Linked DNA regions of Homo sapiens: region 2 is linked to region 1. Evidence: chromatin contacts called from ENCODE Hi-C data. All regions are on one chromosome and are shown on one strand. The core of a region is the stretch at or near the end of the contact, and the rest is flanking DNA. Distances in the headings are between cores, read along the strand shown.

What was found. A loop is a pair of places that touch in the nucleus more often than their neighbours do. Pooled maps may share reads with other maps.
Region 2: a map of PC-9 shows a loop between it and region 1 (4-fold over the local background). The contact joins the promoter of CNN3 here to the enhancer-like site in region 1. A Hi-C loop is called at or near these places in 2 of 168 maps with a recorded cell type or tissue (PC-9 and mammary epithelial cell) and 4 of 50 pooled maps.

Annotation. Positions count from the first base shown.
Region 1 is chr1:94,523,869-94,529,340 of GRCh38, reverse strand. F3 (coagulation factor III, tissue factor) reads left to right here. Exons shown (of 6, transcript NM_001993.5): 6 at 1-168. Among named protein-coding and RNA genes, the nearest start is that of F3, 15 kb to the left of the region's middle. Within about 2 kb of position 1,785, at least 3 of the 41 ENCODE cell types and tissues checked have a DNase peak (open chromatin) inside an H3K27ac peak, as active enhancers do; they include PC-9, where a contact is called at or near this core.
Region 2 is chr1:94,923,578-94,929,587 of GRCh38, reverse strand. CNN3 (calponin 3) reads left to right here and starts at 2,478. Exons shown (of 7, transcript NM_001839.5): 1 at 2,478-2,750. The coding sequence starts at 2,694. CNN3-DT (CNN3 divergent transcript) reads right to left here and starts at 3,228. Exons shown (of 3, transcript NR_168377.1): 1 at 2,848-3,228. RefSeq lists silencers at 1,961-2,840, 2,941-3,370.

The DNA.
Region 1 (5,472 bases), core at 536-3,035:
AAATAAAGGTGACTGGGAATTGTTACTGTTGTACTTATTCTATCTTCCATTTATTATTTATGTACAATTTGGTGTTTGTATTAGCTCTACTACAGTAAATGACTGTAAAATTGTCAGTGGCTTACAACAACGTATCTTTTTCGCTTATAATACATTTTGGTGACTGTAGGCTGACTGCACTTCTTCTCAATGTTTTCTCATTCTAGGATGCAAACCAATGGAGAAGCCCCTAATTAGATCAGGGCAGAGGGAAAAACAAAAAACTGGTAGAAACCGGCAACCACAGCTTCAAGCTTTAAGCCCATCTCCTACACTTCTGCTCTGTAGGTGCCCATTGTCACTTCTGTTCACATGCTACTGTCCCAAGCAAGTGACCAAGCCTGACAATACTTTGTCTACTGGAGTCACTGCAAGGCACATGACGGGGCAGGGATGTCGTCTTACAGGGAAGAGAAAAGATAATGCTCTCTACTGCAGACTTGGAGAGATTTCTTCCCATTGGCAGTAGTTTGACTAATTGGAGATGAGAAAAAAAGAAACATTCTTGGGATGATTGTATTGAAACAAAATTAGGTAAAAGGACAATATAGGATAGGGAGAGATATAAGTGGAATGAGATCTCTAGAGTCCATTAAAAGCAAGCTAGATTGAGAGCTCTTGGAGGGCAGGGACTGGGCCTAGCTCATGGTTTACAGCTCTTGAGGGTGACTGCACAGTGGACTCAGTCAGTCATGGCTGAGTTGAGTTGGCTTTATTATCTCTAGAATGTAGTTCTCCATTCAAATGCAAAACAGCCTTATTCTCTCAACTGTAGTAAAAGAGGATTCTAACTAGAGATGAAAAAGGTTCTTGGCACCTACTGGGCCACAAGACTGCTTTTGCTTCCCACTGTGGAAGGGGGCACTGTTATCTAGGAAAAACATCCAGATGGCACACCTACTCAGAAGTGGTTCCACAAAGAAATTGAGCAAGCATTCAGATGAGCAGCCTCAGCTCACTATCTAGCTGTTAATAAATTTTAAGTCCGTTTTGTTCCTTTGCACCAAAGAAATTGAACAATGTCAATAAAATTCCAAACATGAACTGTTTTATGTAACACCACATCCTAAGGAAGAATGCCTGAAACAAACCTTTGATGTCCTCATAAAAATGATAGCCATTTTGGAGAAATTATGGAAAACAGACCAGTGGTTGGTTTATTTGGTTGGTTTTGTTTATTATTACTTTTTTTTGGCCATCAACACAGAGGCTAGAGAGGTTGAATCTTGCACTGTTGTAGTGTTTTGTTATACAGAGAAAAGGGATGTATTTGCAGCAGAGTCAACAAAAAAGAAACTGGCATGGGGGCACATCCTCAAGGTGCTTCAACCTTTATCTCAAATTCCTGCTCACATGGGGCTACCTGGGACAAAGAGCTTAGTGCATTACATGAGGAGGCAGAACAAGCTACAGCAGAAGGTGCCTAACCAGATATTTCCCTGCCAGGATTAATTATAGCATTATGTAATTTCTTGGCCTCATTATCTAAGGAATTTGAATTATTCCACTAAGGAAAATACTGGCAGATAGAAAACAGGTCTGGGTACTAATGAGGAATCTGGCTGATCACAAGGAAGGGATTCATTATGGACTGGAATGAGGCTGAACTGCAATAATCAGAAAGCTTCCACACAGCAAATGTTAACCACTCCCTACTTTGCCACATCCCTCTGAATTGCTGAGACCTAACAGCCGATACTAAAAATCAGCACTGTGATTGACACTGGGGCAGAAACCATACCAAAGACTGTTGGCTGCAATCCAGAAACTGTTGCCCTCCAGTGGACCAAATTATACTTCATTACTTGACCAGTAATGTACCCCATAGAGCTAATTGTTAGTTAACCAAACTATCATGCATTCTTTGTTTTGTTTTGTGAGACAGTCTGGCTTTGTCTCCAGGCTGGAGTGCAGTGGTGAGATCTCGGCTCACTGCAACCTCTGCCTCCCAGGTTCAAGCGATTCTCGTGCCTCAGCCTTCTGAGTAGCTGGGATTACAGGTGTGAGCCACCATCCCTGGCTAATTTTTGTATTTTTAGTAGAGATAGGGTTTTGCCATGTTGGCAAACTCCTGACTTCAAGTGATCCACCCACCTCGGCCTCCCAAAGTGCTGAGATTATAGGCGTGAGCCACCATGCCCAGCCCTTTCATGCGTTCTAAAGATATTTTTCCAATCTTAAATTATTAACTGAATTTGGCTTACATATAAGAAACTAATACTCATGAAATCCAAAGACATTTTAGCTTAATTTCAGCTGATGGCTTATAATCTAAGGAACTGCCCCTTAAACAATTATCTCTATTCATCAAATGGTGAATAAACTCGTTCCCAAATGCTCTTTTTACCTGTTCTAGGACATGTGTACTTAATTGTGTGATTTTCCTCCAATAGTTGCTTGGAAGGTTTATTACTGTTATGACATCCTCCGACTTTCGTTCAGATACTTAGAATGAATGCTTATGCTCTCCTTTCCCATAGCCCTTGCTTTTCGACTGTGATCTAGGTGATTCCAGCTTTGCCAGTCAGCACATTCCTTCTTCATGGCTGCAAAAATTGGTTTAGAGGTAGGCATGTGACCTAACCAAGACTAAGAGGAGTGTATATCAAGGCTTTTTTCTGGGAATGGCAGGATGCTCTTTCTTGATGAACATAGTGAAGAGACGTAGCCACAAGAGCTGCTGGCAGCAGTCTTGAGACCACAAAGGGAGCCAGCTTTACATGGAGCTGACATATTGGAGAGCAGTGCAGAGCAATTGTAAAAAGTGAAGTCTTTGCTTTTCATTCCTTTGGCAAGACCTTTGAATTTCACATTTGTTTCACATGTGTTTGTAACCACTCTTTGAGACATGTTATAGATGACTGCTTAAAAAAAAAGAAAAAAGAAGTGAAGTCTTTGGTGACAGCACCAAGCTGCTAGATCAAGCCTTGCTCAAAGTCCCAACCCATGGACTTTTCACTGGACATTATCTGACTAATTGTTTAAGCGAGCTGAGTCAGGTTTTCTGTTCCTTGCAGTCAAAAGCACCCTATCATGTTGTATAAGCGCTGACCATCAAATATAAACACAAAGAGAAGGTCCCTAGAATGTGAACTTATAGTGTAAAATAACATTTCATTTTCATGCCTTTTCAATTACTTAATGACACTGCCCCCTAAAATTATCCCCTCATTCCAGCCGTATAAATCTCTCCCGTATTATTTGATCATTCCTAGCAGAAGATAAACATCCTGTATTATTTTCTACCTTATAAAAAACAAGTTTCCTTTGATCCCTGGAATCCCTCATCTGGATTTTCTCCTTAACTTCCTATTCCCTCTTGGACACCATCTTCTTTCCAACTTCTAAATATTGGATTAACTTAGTGCTTGAACTAAGATAATTAGTTCTCATTAGTTCTCCCATTCTCTATCAATAATCACTCTCTAGGTAATATATTCAAGTCCATGGCTCTATCATGCCAGATGCCCATAATATCTAGATGCTGATGACTCCCAAATACGTGTCACAGCCTCCAACCTCTTTTCTGAACTCCAGAGCTGCACTGTTGATCCAAATACTTACACAAACTCTCTCCTTGGATAGCTAACAGGCATCTTAATCTCAACACATGCAAAGAGAATCTTTAATTTCTCCCAAACCCAAAACCTGTTTTTCCCCTAGTCTTTCCCATTTTAAGAAACAGCCACCATTGGCTCAGGCCAAAACTTCTTGGTGTTATCATTGACTTATCTTTCTTCTCCCATGCCACATTCAATCCATCAGCAAAGCCTGCTATCTCTACCTTTAAAATACACCCCAATTCCAAAGGTCACCTCCTCTGCTCTCCCTCTACTTCAAGCCATTCTCCTGTCTCACTGGAAGACTGCAATAGCCTCCTGGCTAGCCTCCTGTTCCCACAGTTACTCCCCTACAGTCTATTTTCCTCGCAACACCTAAGTAACCCTTTTACAAGTAATAAATTATGTTTTAATGGGTATTGTTGTCAACTCTATGCTCATAGGGTTCTATGAGCAATTTTATAATGTGTCAATTTGGCTAATCCGGAACTATGTTTCCCAGAGTTATGGTCCCTGTATGGTTCTAGATTATAGTTAACTGAAAGAGATATTTTCACAAGATTTGGACAGGAGAAGTGAAGTGGCAGCCATTTGGTCATCATGGTTAGAGGTGGCGAGAGACAAATGCAGGGATGCTCCCAGATTCTAGCTTGCCCTGGCTCTCCCTGACTCTGTGACTCTATTTCTAACTCAATTCTCATTCTGCTGACCATTAGGGACCCCAGGCCCCACACTGGATCTAGAGCAATCTTCCACCAGCTCTCCTTCACCAGCTCTCTCTCTCTCAAAGTCCAAGGAGGAAATGACCATATTCTTCTGTGGGGATCCACAAAGTCTTCAAAGATGAGGTGGATGTGAAGGAAGGAATGATCCTTCCTTCTACAGACCCACCGGCTTCCAGAGAAGAGCACCCAATGGATGAGGACCAAAAGGCTGCTCAGTGCAGGCCAGTGCATGCACCAGGAGCCTCCTGTCCAGCCTTTCACCGTTTAGTGCAACTTCCTACTCCAGAGCCACGAGACTTCATGACTTCCCATACACGAGGCCCCATAGTGGTACAAATAGAAGAACAGAGTCCACGGACACAATAGTAGTATTTTTCATTTCTCTAACACGTGGTTTTTTTATTTAGGCTTCCTTTCCACCAGATGATAGAAACCATCCAAAGCAATTTGGTGACTCCCTCTGGGTTACCTACCTTTCCACTGGAGTTGTGTTCAAGTGCACATCCCGCCACCACTGTAACTGCCCTCTAGATCCCTCCACTTCCCCTCTAACCTCTCCCTCCAGCTTGGAAAGTCCTTTTCAAGTCTGAGAGTGGCAGGCTGGGGTGGGGAAGCCTCTGTCCTACTTGTTGCCATGTTCTCTTTTAAATCTGTGGTCTATGCACTAGTCCTGCTGTTCACACTGTCCTGAACCACAGGAGAATCCACTTTTCTCTGCTTTCAGCTGCCATATCCCTTCCAGAGACAGTGATCACAGAACTACTGAGCTAACTAAATGGGGAAAAGGGCCAAGGATCAAAAGACAGACCTGGGTAAAAACATAGATGGATAATTCTTTTATTTATTTATTTTTTTGAGACGGAGTCCCACTCTGTTGCCGAGACTGGAGTGCAGTGGAGGGATCTTGGCTCACTGCAACCTCCACCTCCCAGGTTCAAGCGATTCTGCTGCCTCAGCCTCCCGAGTAGCTGGGACTACAGGCATGTGCCACCGCGCTCGGCCTTTTTGTAAAAAAAAAAAAAAAAAAAAAAAATGGGGTTTCACCATGTTGGCCAGGCCAGTCTTGAACTCCTGACCTCAAATGATCCGCCCACCTCGGCCTCCGAAAGTGTTGGGATTACGGGCGTGAGCCACTACGCCCAGCCACA
Region 2 (6,010 bases), core at 1,229-3,728, 400 kb before region 1:
GTACATTACTTCGTTTCATTCTTGCTCTAACTTTCACTCCTGCTCTAAAACGTGCCTTGGCCTCTCCCTCTGCCTTATGCCTCTCGGTAGAATTCTTTCTTTGGAGGAGGCAAGAATTGAGGTTGCTGCAGACCCATACAGATTTGCTGCTGCTAACACACTTTGGTGCATGAGACTCAGATACATTCCCTAGTGCTAACAACAGCATTACGTATTCTTACACAATGAGTTAAATTAGAAACGAAGGAAGTCTCTGGAGTACTGATGGAATCCAAGAGGACCAACAATATTTAAATAGTAAGTTCCAGTGGCAATGTCAGAAAGAACTTCAAGTACCTTAGGGAGGATAACAGTTGATCAAACAAACAAATGTAGAAAATTTCATGTTTACTTTAAAGTCACGTAAGTGTACAATGGCATTAAGTACATTTACAATGTTGTGTGACCACTGTCACTACCCATCTTCAAAACTTTTTCATCATCCAAAACTGAAATCCTGCACTCCTTAAAAAATAACTCCCCCTAAACAATAAAATTCATGGTTTTCAAGACAAAATACAATTCTTGAACATTTTACAATAAGCTAAAGTAGATTAAAATGACTTTGAGCATACAACAGGAGCAGTCAGGCTTAGATTGCTGCAAAAAGGCTTTGCAGGCTGGACACCATGATTTGTACCTCAAATCTGGCTGCTATTTCCCACACTCCTAGGTCCCAAAGAAATGTGGGTGAGGTCCTGCGGTTGACACACCGTCACTGTCATACTACTGGAAAAACAGCCCAAACTGTTAGCCTCAATGATATTGGGTCAATTGTGTCATCTTCGTGTGGGAAGAATGCCCTAATTATCATTACTCCCTTTGGACAAAATTAGCAAGTCATTTATAAATCATTTCACTTTCCTCCCTATTTGCCTCCTCCCGCTTCCTTCAGGTTCCATCCCTCAAAGTCATTGGGAAAAGCCTTGCAAACTGGATAGCAGTTTTGTGCATTTCCGGTTCAAGCTGCCTTACTCACTTTTTTTTTTTAATTTAAAAAAACTTTGGATTTTTTGTAGAGACAGGATCTTGCTATGTTGCCCAGGATGTTCCTGAACTCCAGGCCTCAAGCAATCCTCCCACCTCGGTCTCCCAAAGTGCTAGGATTACAGGCATGAGCCACCACACCTGGTTCACCTTACTCACTTCTATTCCAGGACGGTTCAACTATGATGTTTTGGCTCCTCTTCTCAAGCAGCTTTCCACACCTGGTTCCATGATCTCTTCTGGCACAGTAGCTGGTATTTGGCAAACATAGGTTTCATCCTGGGATCTCAGGGATTGAAATCTGTCCTAGGTGTGCACCAGAAAGTGGTGGCAAGAGATGAAGCTTCGGAGGAGGCTGACCTCGGCCAGGATTCTTAAGTCTCAAAGTTTCAGCTTTCTCACCCCTCAACGGACATGAAATCTACCTATTTGTAACTCCAGGGAAGTAAATGAGATAATGTTTGGAAGATATCTAGTCTACCAGCTGCTCAGGCGGGGGGCGAAGGTTCTGTTCCCTGTCCCTTCTCTATCAAATGGCTTTAAAATCAGAAGAAAGTATTACGGGTAGGAAATGGGACTGCGAAAAAAATGGAGGCTGATTCTGGCCTAAAGGATACTTATCTCTATACAAAGGGCTTCTGATTCAAAGAGGCCCCGGGATTCAAAAACACAAGCAGAGCTACACCACGTGGGGTTTGGGACGAGCTGAATTCCGGATAAAGATGCCTGTAAAGAGGAGTTGATGCGAATCCAGAAAAGCACTTGAAATGCCCAGGCTTTGCATGGCACATTCCCCAGGATTTTTTCGCACCGCATTTAGAGGTTTAGACGGAGTGAGCTCGAATCAGGCCAAAAGCCTTAGGTTACTCCTGGGCGGCAGCGGGGCAGAGGTCAGATCAACAGGTGTGGAAGGCTGCGAGGTGAGGGAAGAAGCAGGTGTCGGTGGAGGCCCCAGTTCCTCCGGCCCAGAGGCTCCAACGCTGCTATTGGTGTTCCAGCAGCGGGCGGAGGGGTCCTGCCCGGCATCTGGGCGCGCTGGGCCCAGAGCCCGGGAGGAGGCAGACGGAGGCGGCGGGTCAGCGGCGGGCCAGCCCCGGTGGGCTTCCGCTCCCCTCCGCCGGCCCGGTCCGGCCCGCCGCGGAGGATGCCTGGAGGTTGACGTGAATGGCCTGTGGCTGGGAAGCCCCCAGGCGCCCTGCCTAGCCCGGGGGCGGGGCCGCCTAGCCGCCGGCCCCGGTGGCGTGAGGGCTGGGGCGGGGGCCGGGGACCTCGCGGGGAGGGAGCGGGAGGGAAAGCGGCCCCCGCGGCCCTTCAATTGGCCGCACCGCCCCTCGGCGCAGAGGCGGGAGGAGGCGGCCCTCCATTGGTCGGGCCCGGCGGCCAATCCTCGAAGGCCCAGGCGGAGGCGGGGGCGGCCTGTGGGGAACCGAGGTGCGGGCGGCGAGCGAGGCAGCCGGGTGCTTCGCAGCGGAGCTCGAGGCTCTGTAGCACCCAGTTGGACCCAGTCGCCCAGGCACCGCCCGCGCCCCGCGGCCGTCTCCTGCGCCTCCCAGAGGAGGGAGTTCGAGCATCCCCCGCGGCGGCCACTCCTCGGGGCCAGGAGCGGGGAAGCGAAGTGCGAGAGACCCCGGACCCCAGCGCTGTCTCTTCCCGCCGCCCGAACCACCATGACCCACTTCAACAAGGGCCCTTCCTATGGGCTCTCGGCCGAAGTCAAGAACAAGGTACGCCTGGCTCGGGCGGGCGCGGGGGCCCCCGGGGCACCCTTGGGCTGGCCTGGCGCTGGGCCGTGCTTCGTTTGCTCTTCGCGCTGTGGCTCACCGTTTTCCTGGAGAGGGGCCGTCGAGGCGGCGCGAGCGTCTCTGCCTGTCCCGGTCGCGTCCAGTCCCCGGGCTTGCGGGGCCGGCTCCCGGGCACCCGCCTGGCTTTGTTCCCGCGCCGTGGGACAGGACTAGTGGCTGGCGGTGGGTTCCCGGGCGCCTGGAGTCCCGCGGCGCCAGCCTTTCCGGCTGCGGGGGTCTCGGGGGCCGTTTGGTGACTGCAGAACGCGCCCTCCGGGAAGGGGGCGCTCCTGCGTGGCCACTCGCCCTTAGGCGGAGCCCGTCTGCGCGGCCAGGGACCCGGCGAGCCGCTGCCGCAGCCCCCGCCATCTGCCCGGGCCCCGGGTGCTGGCGGACTCCGCGCCTCCCCACGGGGAGAGAGACCGCCTAATGTCCCGCCGACCCCAGGGGCCCCGAGGAACGGAAGCCGGTCCGGGACCCATCACAGTCTCCGATCTCGGTGCCTGGGAGGCATTTGGAGGCAGATTGCTGCTGCTGCTTCTGCTGTTGCTTTTGCGGGAAATGGAGACAAAGCCTGAGCGCGCCACTGTGCGAGTGATATCTGCTTAGGCTTGAGACTTTTTATGAAACACTGAGAAGTTTGAAGTACATTAGACTTTCACGACATAAAGGATTATTTTTGTGGGTTGCTTTTGTTTGGGGCTTGTTTGCTGAGGCGGCTTATAGTTTGGAGCGATTGGGATTTGGTGACGCTCAGCTTTGCCACTGAGCCCAAGAATGCGTTAGGTTTATCTTTAGGACTTTTGGCCTGGGAAAGAGATGAGAGGCGTCCCCCTCCCCAAATCCTCTCCTTCCTTCCTCCCTCCCTGCATTCCAAGCCCATGACATCAGGGGTTTCTGGGGGGAGAGACCAGCCAATCGGCGCGGAACTGTGCACAGAACGCTCATTGTCTCCTTTCTGCTGTTCTGGCCAAAGCGCCACAAAGGAGGGCTGCCTGTGGTTTAATTCCCATTAACCTCCCGGGAGCCCAAGCATGTCAGGATTGCCACCGCACCGTCCGACCGCTGGTGGAAGGCACTGGCATTGTCAGAGCTGGAACATCCCGGGGCTGCGGGGGTAGGCGGTGTGAAGCGAATTATGTAAAGAGGTAATGAAGCGCACCGTTGTCAAACCCCAAGGGAGAGTTGTGGCTCTTGTCTCCCGCTGTTAGTCTGCACATCATACTGTCTTTGAAGCAAGGAGTTGATTTTAGTCTATGTATCTAAAGTTGAAATGTTTAGGTCCTTTACCTTTTCAAACGTGTTGCCCGTATTAGACAACAGTTTGCTAACAATTTTTTTAGAGAGCAGAAAGGTGAATGGTTTGTGTATGATTGAGTGCAAACCTCACCAACTGAAAAGTTTGTAACAAGTTACTGTTTCCTTCCTTCCAGGATTTACAAACCGAACTTTAGGAAACTTCAGAGGAATGGGCATGTCCAAAATGTTGGATGTGATGTGATACTTTGGCCTGGTTGTGCACATTCATTGTAATTCCCCCCAGTGATTCTTGGCTGGCAGCAGTTGAGTCTCTACTACCTTTTGCATTGTAAATGAGGTACTGATAACGTTGGCAGCCCTTCAAGTGACTTACTTTTCTTGGATGTTAATAATATCCATGCTAATTTCTTTTTTGCTGACTAATGTAGCAGCTTTTGCCCTTTTCCTGCTTAATACTGAGCAGATCCAAGGAAATGCATACACAGGCTAGATCACTGTAATTATTGTAAATATTTAAAAACGGTAAAACCTCAGTTTTTAGAACCTTTGGAAAGTTAGTTATGAAAGCTGTGGATTTATCCCTTTAAGCACCAAACCCATTTTTTAATAACCCGTTTCATTTTTGTAGTCCTTTCAGACAGTATTCTTTCATAGGAAGTCTTTTGATCTTAACAGCAGAGCAGTCCTGTAAGGTGAGGAGGATTGCTGGGATTATCCAACATCATTTACAGATCAGTACACTGAAGCTCAGAAAGATTTGCTCAAGGTCACAGAAGTTGGACTATTCTAAGAATTTTAACTCTAAAAGCGATGTCTTAGTTGAGTGAAGTACTTAGGGATGTTCTACACAAACTCTGCTGTCTGTCGCCTTCCCCCCATTTTTTTTTCTTTCTTTTTTGAGACGGAGTCTTGCTCTGTCGCCCAGGCTGGAGTGCAGTGGCGCGATCTCAGCTCACTGCAACCTTCGCCTCCCAGGTTCAAGTGATTCTCCTGCCTCAGCGCCCCGAGTAGCTGGGATTACAGGTGCCTGCCACCATGCCCGGCTAATGTTTGTATTATTTAGTAGAGACAGGGTTTTGCCATGTTGGCCAGGCTGGTCTCCAACTCCTGACCTCAGGTGATTCCCCCTGCCTTGGCCTTCCAAAATGCTGGGATTACAGGCGTGAGCCATGGCGCCCAGCCCTTCCTCCCATTTTTGCTACCCACCTGTCACTTCTTGACATTGTGATTATTTATGTCATACTGTTTCTGATCTGTTCTGGGCCTGGGAATCAAATAGCCATGTTTGCTAGGCCTTTGTATGAGATGCTGCATTTTGACTGAGGCCTCAGGACTCCCGGGTGAAAGGTGGGTATATACAAAAGTGACATTGCGTGGTTTGACACCTTTTGATTCCTTCCTGCTTTTTCTTTATTGCATAATTGATACATTGCTTGAATGCTAGATTCCCCCCATCTACCCCCACATCTCATTTAACAAAGAAGTATAGAAACATCCTGGGGAGACAGTGTGGAGTGGACCTGGGAGTCTAGCATATGTGAGTTCTAGTCCCCGTTCTGCCACTTCCTGCCTTCTGTGATGCTGGGCTAGCTACTTGACATCTCTCTCCTAGCTTCTGTTCTGTAGAATGGGGGAAAACAATAGTTGCCACCCCCAGACACCATGTTGTGGAGATGTGTCTGGCTTATACTCAACTCAGTGACTGTATTGTAGCTATTAGCTCTTAGTAACAGAAAATTAGTTTTTAGTATTATATTTCTAAGATTTGTATGTCCCTGCCTCTTTAAGTATTTGGTTTGTATTAATACCTTTTGGTCTTGTTATATAATATTCTAGCTGTAAAAGCATTTCATCAATGAATTGAGGAAGTCTCTGATTTTAAATACTTTAATCAGTAAAATTTCAGAGAAAAATCTTTAAGACATTTGATTGGTAAGATGATA